Regions from separate parts of the Homo sapiens genome. Here region 1 is linked to region 2. A link is a contact called in ENCODE Hi-C data. All regions are on one chromosome and are shown on one strand. The core of a region is the stretch at or near the end of the contact, and the rest is flanking DNA. Distances in the headings are between cores, read along the strand shown.

Region 1 (4,489 bases), core at 687-3,186, 100 kb before region 2:
CTGACCTCAGGTGATCTGCCTGCCTCGGCCTGGTCTGTGTTTATATTATTTTTGTTTGTTACTGGTTCATTACACTGTAACCTACACTAGAAAAGAAAAGTACCTAAAATTTTGGTACTAAAGTATTTCTTCTCATCTTGAAAACAACGTCTGACTTTAAAGGCTGATGTAAGAGAAAAGCAGAAATGTGTCCTGGTACTGAAGGGTGTTGGCCGAGGCAAGGGCAGAGAAGAGGATGGAGACTTTCCCAGGGGGGTCATGGTGGGCATGTGACAGACCCCGCAGACCCCGAAACAGGACCTGCAGGCTGCGACATGATGTTTAAGGTTAAGGGTTCTGTTCAGCTCTTGTTTGTACCAGTCTCAGAGGCAGGGATTGCTGTAGGTAGAAAAACTGTTCCTCTTCCTCCTTGTAGGGAGGAGTTGAGGCATCTTTATCAGGGTCCTCAATAACTGCAATGGTTTAGAATCCCACAGGGAGCCAAAATACTGAGCCTCAGCCCTCTCCACAGTCACAGACTGGGAGGTTCCAGGGGGTCCTAACAGCATCTGCCGTTGGTCCCGAAACAAGCCTCGGAGCACAGGTCCAACACCAGCGACCCCAGCGGAGCACAGGCCCAACAGAGCTGGTGATCGTGAGTGAATGGCATTGCTGAATGAATGCAGAAGTAACAAACTGGTTCGGCTCTCATCATCATCACTAGTGGATGTTTCAACTTTAACTTGAGAAGTTATTTCACGGGATAAGTTAGATGTTACATATCGTCATAGACATTTATTCTAAGATAGTTACCTGTTTTTCCTGTGCCTTCGCGTTGGGGTAACTTTTCATTTACGGAACCTAAAAGAGGAAAATAAGGAGTGAAATGAAATTATTTTGGACTCTTAAATGGCCATCACAAATTAAGTTATGCACATATTTTTGCTCCATTTTGACTAATTTGCCGTGCTTCGGCATGTTCTACTTAAATTCTGTAAGCTGTCTAGTACCCTGAGGGGACACTGTCACCTAAACACTCAGACCCTGGACTCAGAAACAAAAGATTAGTTTCTGCTTCTGGCGCTAAGGGGTTGCACATGTATATAAGACCTTAAAACCCAATATATTAGTCTCTTCACCTCAAAAATGTCATCATAGCCATAACATACATACCCATGTTGGGGTACTGAAGTGAATTAGGTAAAAAAGGAAACGTTTTTAAAATCTTAAGACATTACACAACCAAAGATAACTAAAAACCCTGATTTCAGCTTGATTCTGATTTATAGAGGAGAATGGCGAGGAACTACCTTTTGGTAGAGTATTGAAAATCTACTAACTAATGTGTGACCAAGTTTAAATGTTTATATGATGCTGAAAGATGCATATTACAAATAGAAAGTGTAGTTCTTTCTCTTCCAACAGACTGAAGCCACTATATGGATCCACTTCCCCCTCTTCATTAGAATACCAACTCGAGAAATAAAAATAGTTCGTCTCAGAGTTTACTGGCAGTTGAATATTCTGTTTAGAATTAACGTGGAATTCCCATAGCCATACACATGCCCAGTAAAACTCCTCAGGGGAAACATCTTAGAACTTGAAATTATTTGTTTTTGTTTTCTTTTTTTTTCAATTTTGCATATGACAGAAATACAGACCAACATTCAAATTAAAAATATAGCTTATGACATTTTGAGGATGTTTATCTTATTTTTGGGAAATGCAATAGTAATGTGGCAGGAAATTTACAAGCAATTCATTGGATGGCAGAGAAAACGGAGTAACTTCAAGGCGCCATCCATCCTCTGGCACTCTCAGCGGACACTGCCTCGAGGTCACAGTGCCCAGACACCCCTAAACACATGTCAACGGTTCCTATGAAGGAACACAGCGCAGCCACCCCAAACCCTCCTCTGTAACAGGTACTCATCAGACAATGCTGACTTCAGAAAGCTGAATGAGGATTTACACGGGAATGTTCTCAGCGGTTTCCCTGCAGGCTGCATATCTAAAAATAACTAAATAATATGCGTTTGGGAATTTAGTGTCCCCAGGGGATAAAAAGGAACACAATTCTCCTGGTTCATCTGCCAAAGCCAGCCTTTCTCTCTTTCCCAGCTGTTACTGTTACCATTTGGTTACATATTACATTGTTTCCAGGCCTTGCAATACAAGGTTTTTCTTGGTAAGAATCCCCTAGGATACAAAGCTAACCTCACTGTGTGGCCACCTCCTGAAGCTCTCAAAATCCTCCTTTGCTTGTTTCTCCCTTTTGGATCATCTCTTTACAAATCCACATTTCTTAAAGAGCTTAAGCTTCTCAGTCATCAGTTTATTTTTATCATGTGTTCCCGAAAGAGGCAAAAAGTATTTTCTACTTTTGACGGGAAATGATCATATTTTGATAATAGTTCTGAATATTTCTGTGCAGGTTTTAATATCGTAAGGAAAATGTAAATATGCTAATAATTAGAATATCTTTCATGAGAGAGTTTCTCAATTGAAATAAGAAAATATTTTGCACTGTACAGACAGAACAGTACAGACTGCAAATTCAAAATTTCGCCTGAGGTCAGAATCCAACATTTAAACATTCTCTACACTCAGGCAGCCTCTGTCTCTGAGCCGACCAGCACTGTGGCTTTCTCTTCGGGCCCTTGCATTGAATCAGTGTTTCCTTAAATAAGTCCACACAAAGTTAATCTGATCTTGTTCTTCATATGTAAGAGATGATTTCAAGACAGAACCCAGCGTCCCTTGATAACCTGCTCCGTGATTCATGACTCAAATATTTTACAAGACAGAAATTGGAGGAGATCCTGATAGTGCATTGACTTCACCTTTTAACCACCTTGGGATGAAAAGATGATGCCCAACCTTCCTGCCCCTGCCTTCCTGTAAGATCCTGGCCTCCAGGATGGGAAAATAGCTCCACATATTTCCACAGGCCAGCAGAGCCATGCAAGCACACAAATCCAGACCCAAGAAAGCAACTCTGATGCTGTCATTGCATTTTTCTGGAGATAAGGATTTGCTGAACTTCCAAGTGTTTATAACAAGCAAGATTGCCGGCTGTACTTGCAGAAAAGGGGCCGAGAAAGAAGGGTTGACTGATACGCACAGTGTCTGCAGACAGTGAACACCTTTGTGAACCCCGGGCTGGAGGCTGGACCTTAAGGATCTGCTTGCTGTTCACAGACACAAAGAGGTTGCTAAGTGATCCCCCTCAGCCTTGGATTCCAAAGGACACATCTGAATTGCTCCCATTTGTGAGATCCCATTCCATCTAAATGCTATTCTAAAGGGGTGGGTTTTGTCATAATGGGGATACGAATTTCTGGTGGAAGAAGCCACAAAGTACAATGTGAGGAAACGTCTCCGGTTTAAGGGAGGAATAATAGCTGTTAAGTCTTGTAGCTCTGAGCACTTGGTTCAAATCCAGCCGCTCTCAGCCTTAACAACGTGTTACCAGAACAGCCCAGTGGAGGGAACGGTGTTATGCTGATGGAGGCAGTGGTTTGCATAAGCTCCTTCCAGACGCCCTTCCCAGGTGAGTGAGGGGAGGGAGGTCTGCGGCACAGACGTGAGAGGGGTGAGGGGCAGCTCCCTGCAGGGAGTCCTCCTTCAGAGCAGCTAAACAAGCCTGCGGCTCACCCCTTCCGAGAACTTCACATCCTGGGGGCAGGTTTACAGCATCAGATGAGGGAGGCGAGAGAAAAAGAAAAGGGAACAGCAAGGGCTGCGTTCTCTGGTCTAGACGGCGTCTCTGTGCTATTGGGCTTTTCTCAAGGTTCCTGCCCTCCCATCCTCTCATCAGGACAACATGAGGGTGACAGGAAAGAGGGTGCCAATTTCTGAGGATGTGGCGCTGCAGGGAGAAGACAGGGCATGGGCAGCAGAACAAACGTCCCTCCCTCCTAGCTCCGTGCCCCTGGCCAGGCACCTTCACCACTCGAAACCTCTGTTTCTTCATCTCTGGAGTGGGCAGTGTGGTGAAAGCCCACCAAGTACAGCTGAATGGACCTAGCAGAGCAACCCACACATAGGAGTGCACAATGGATGTTCACCAAAGATGTGCTGTGTGCGCCATCGGAAGCTGCCTCTCCACGTGCTCTGCTGGACACGCAGCTGGGGAGAGGTCCCCTCCGGAAGAGCAATGCTCCCCACTCAGACCAAGCCATCCAAAACAGAGCAGCCTCTAGGAGGGCACCAAATGGCCTGCAGCCCTCAGGCCCTCGCCGCCATCACCTTATGTGCATTCATTCATTCCTGGGCTCACCCCCTCATACACACCTGTCACGTGTCCACAGGAAACGACGGCAGGGACGCAGCACTACACACTTTAGTCCAATTTGGGGAGGCGGGCATTAAACAGAATTTACTCAAGCAATGTCTATTGCAACCGTGTACACAGCTGATGTCTATATAGCTCTTACTGTGTGCCAATCCCTGCTATGTCCTTCACAGACTTGAAGTCATTTAATGTAGATGCCAGCCCTGCGAGGTG
Region 2 (4,290 bases), core at 1,610-4,109:
TAGCACTCTCTTATACGGACCCACGGCATGGGCACCATCAAAACAATGTTAGCTGGAGAACTCACATATAGTAGGCGCATTAAAAGCCCTACCTTTAATCCTCACCACATGCTTGAAAGAGATTATGTATTCTCATTTTACAGATAAGGGGACTGAAGATTATGAAATTAAGTAACTTGCCTGAAGTCACACATCCAGCAAGACCCTAAGCTGTGGGTCCCACCCACTGCATGGACTGATACTGCCTCTTGATTTATTAAAGTAGGTAGGATGCAAATCGTAGGGAGAGAAGGCCCTTCTTTGAATGAGGGCCTCCGGAGACAAAAGAGATTTCCAAAAACCAGAAGGCAATTTGAAAAGAGATGAGCACACTGAAAAATCCTGCACATCTCACATCTCCCAGCGACCAGTCAGATTTCAGGCCTGCCTCAGTTACTTTGTAACTCAACTACTTCTTGATTTTCTAGACTGGGGGTGGGGTGAGAAGAAGTGTGCCAAAATGTGTTATGGCTTTAATCTTTTCTTCGGGATACTGATTTTATTTGCAAATGTAAATTTCAGGCAAACTGTTCTTGGGGAATGCAGCCAACAGGGCAAAGCCCACGTGGGGTATCAGCTCCTGCACAGAGACCCCACATGCAGCGGGTCTCACCGCAACCCAAGACATCCTTGGGGCAACCTCAAGGGGGCAAAAGGTGAGAGGGTTCAAGTAAATAGTTAGATGAGACAGGGGAGAGAAGACAAGAAAACCTGCCGAGTCTTAAACTGTTCTAATTACTAACTACCTTGATTCTGCTCTTCCAGGGGGGACCAACAGGCCCAACCCCACCCCCCACACACACAGGGCAGCAGGCAGATGGCAGTCTCTACTTTTTGCGCTTTCAGAAAATCTGAAAATCCGTGGCAACTGTAGGTACCTGCTGCTACAGTCCTGGAAGAAAATGCTATGATCTCCTTTGGAGAATTGGCCTTAGTTTCTCTGTCTCCTCTAGTGTGCTTTAAGAGTATGTGGGGGGTCTTTTTGTGAGTGTATACGTGAGTATATTTATGTCTAGATGCATGTACAGATGTGCATATACATGAATGCCTCCAGTGAGTATCCTCTGAGGGCCCCCTCTGGGGAGATAAAGGATCTTCAGGGAAAGCCTGAGTGTGTGAAAACCTCCTTGGAGCCCCAGTTAGCAGTTTCTAATCTACAAGTCATTTGTGAGACACAAGGCAGGGACCCCGGGCTGCTGCAGAAGAATTTGAGGTATGAGCAATGAACTCACAAACCATCCTTCACACTGCTAAAACGCAAAAGAAAGAAGACGAAGAAAAAGAAAAAGAAAAAGAAAAGATGCCCACATGACTGTTTTAAATTTGCTGAAAGGCAGAACCGACCACAGCTTATTTCAACCATCTTTATTTTCAATACAATAAACACCTTTAGGACAAGTCCCCGGCCACTTAAAAAAGACGGCTGTCCACCAGAGGCGTTCTCACTACCTTCGTGTTTTCTCAAACACTTGTTCAAAAACACATTTAAGTGGAATGTTTTCGTTTCTGGCGATTGCATTAATGATGGGTTTGCAAACCCTGCAAGCCCAGGAGGACGGCTGGAGCTGGGGGCTGCAGACACCCGGCCTTGGCCCAGCGGCCGCCGCGGGTTGGCTTGGCCGGCGGGGGCTTGGCTCAGCCCCCTCTACATAGCTCCTCGTTTGACACCGCGTGCGTTGGCCGGGCCAAGGCTGTCGCATAGAAGTTACAGCTCAGAAAGAAAAACACACAGCGGTCAACCGCGGTGACCCTCGCGCTCAGGAGCGCAGCATCCCTGCCACGAGGAAGAACCCAGAGGCCCCGCAGAGCGGGGAGCCGCCGCCTGCCTCCAGTTCTGTCCTGAGAAGGGAAGAAAGCGCTTCTCTAATAACACTCAGGCCCGTGAAGAATCATCTGTAACCTCATCTGCTTCTTCCTCGGCTCACTTACGAGGGTCTCTGGGAGAGTCAGACCCACGAGTGGGGCCCACGACTGGCAGCCCCTTCAGCCGGCGAGAGGCCCGGGATCCGCGCGGCGCACGAGCCCAAAGCGGTCGGGAGAACACGCTCCAGGCCGGGTCCCCGTGGGCGAGGTGGGCGCCCAGTCCCGGCGGGTCTGTCTTGGCCTTGGGACAGTCCGCGGGGCGGCGCCGGCGCTCCCAGACCTGGTTCCCCACAGGCTCAGGCCCAGCAGTGAGTGCGGGACACCCGAGCGCACCCGCAGCTCCCACTTGTCCGGGGTCTGCAGGACCCCAGGATCCTCTCACAGCCGGGTCAGAGCCCCCGAGGCAGGTGGGGTCCCAGCCGGGTGGAACCCGAGGAGCCCGTCGCAGCCGCAGCAGGACCCCGGCGGGCAGGGTCCCCAGAAGCCCATCCCAGCCGGGTCCCAGGCGCGCACGCTGCGTCCTACCTGCTCCAGCCTCGCCGGCAGGCGAAGGCTCCACGGCCCCCGGGGCCACCTGCTCCCCGTGCCCAGGCGCCTGGGCCTGGAGCGGGGCGCGGGGACCCGAACCCGGCCGGCTGCAAGAGGCGGCACCACTTGAGCTCCAGGTCCCGCGGGCCCGGGCTTACCGTGAGCGCCGAGAACTTCTGAGCGGGCACCGGCGGGAGCAGCCCAGCGAGCAGCGGCAGCCAGCAGAGCTGGGGGAGCAGCATGGTGGCGGAGGTGGCGGGAGCGGGAGATCGGCCGCGTCCTGCGCCCTGGCACTGCAGCCGGGAGAGCCCAGTGGGCGAGCGCGGCTGGGCGGGCGCGTGGAGGGGCGGCTCCGCGATGCTCTCCCCACCGCTCCCGGCGGCCCGGCTGGAGCAGCTCCCCTGCAGGCACCCAGAGGTCCTCCGCGTTCTTTGCGTCCGCCCTCGCTCCTGTCAAATACCCCGGAGCTTCCCGGATCCTCCCCTCCCGCCCGCCTCTCTCCCTCCCCCTCTCCTCCCCCAGCCCCACCTCCCAGCGCCCGCTGCCGCGCCCGCTCCGCTCCGGTGCCCGCTGCGGCCCAGAGGCCTCCCTGGCGCGGGTCTGCGGAGCGAGAGGTGGAGCGGGGGCCACCAGGGCTGCGCAGTGGCCTGTCCGGGCTGTCTCTGTGCCTCCTTCCCCGCGCGCACTCTCACACACACACGTGCACACTTACACACACGCACACCCAGGCACACGCACGCACTCATACCCACGCGCGCGCACCCTCGGGGGGCTTCCAAGCACAACCACGGGACGCACCGCGCCCTCCTCACGCCCCAGGGTCCAGGCCCGGTCCGCGCAGGATCAGCCCAGCGGGACTTTTCATCCACAAAGGTTAACGCCAAGCCTTGGCCGGTCCCCAGACTCCGGGGTTCTCCTTGACCTCTGCCCTCTAAGGCCCCCTGGTCCAGCCCAGAACATTGCCTCTCAGAGGTGCTGAAGGATCAGCGGCGCTCCAGCAAAGGCAGCTGGGAACACATGTCCAGGAAAGGCTGCGCCGGGGGCAGCCCGCCTTTGGCATCTTTACACGGGGTTATCCACTGCAGGGATGGGGGAATTTAGGTCCTAAAGATCCGGGGTCTGACCTGGGCTGTAGCCTTGATCCTCTCAAGTCGGGGGAGCATGTGGTTGGGCATCATTCACAGACACATGTGGCTGTTTTTAAACAGCTCTGTCAAAGCATTTCAGGTGTTTGTGCGGGGAGCACAGGGCTTGTGGAGGTTGTAAACTCACCCACGAAGACTACGTTGGAAACCAGGAAATTTTTGCACACCCAGACTCTGGATAATATCCACTGCAGACAACATTGCTGACATAGTTTAGCCTTGGCTTATAACTTTACAGGAAAAAGCCCTAATTCTGTCTCACACAGAAAGCCAGAAGAGTGAAGATTTGTTCAAGAACAATGAATCAATTGACTTGTCAGGGGCATTGGGAAAAGCACAAAACACAGAAAATCCAAATCTGAGGTTTCATCCGATGTCTAGCCCACTGCTTTGGCTATGAACTTTGGGGGAGGGGGCTGTATCAGCAAGTTCTGGGACTGGCTGCTGAGGCAAAGGCAATGCTATTGCAACCTTTCCCACACAATTTTATCAGGAAAGTGATGTCCGTCGGGCCACGGAAAGACGGGAAAGAAATGCACCTTTTCCTGAAGGAGGGCTACTCTCAGAATTCTCCTTAAAATTCCAAAGCCCAGGGAATCTATTAAGCACTTAAACACATTCCTCCTGGTTTAAGGACTTAGAAGGAAATTATAATAAAACTCTTGAGGGACTGCTCCTGGGTCCAGAAAAACAGGTGAGCAGAGCAGCTGCAAAT

The links. A loop is a pair of places that touch in the nucleus more often than their neighbours do. Pooled maps may share reads with other maps.
Region 1: a map of sigmoid colon shows a loop between it and region 2 (7-fold over the local background). The contact joins the enhancer-like site here to the promoter of SMOC2 in region 2. A Hi-C loop is called at or near these places in 3 of 168 maps with a recorded cell type or tissue (lower lobe of right lung, sigmoid colon and tibial artery) and 2 of 50 pooled maps.

What each region holds. Positions count from the first base shown.
Region 1 is chr6:168,539,976-168,544,464 of GRCh38, reverse strand. SMOC2 (SPARC related modular calcium binding 2) reads right to left here. Exons shown (of 13, transcript NM_001166412.2): 5 at 793-840. Among named protein-coding and RNA genes, the nearest start is that of SMOC2, 100 kb to the right of the region's middle. RefSeq lists an enhancer at 3,215-4,142. Within about 2 kb of position 1,936, at least 6 of the 41 ENCODE cell types and tissues checked have a DNase peak (open chromatin) inside an H3K27ac peak, as active enhancers do; they include tibial artery, where a contact is called at or near this core.
Region 2 is chr6:168,439,753-168,444,042 of GRCh38, reverse strand. SMOC2 (SPARC related modular calcium binding 2) reads right to left here and starts at 2,859. Exons shown (of 13, transcript NM_001166412.2): 1 at 2,589-2,859. The coding sequence starts at 2,672.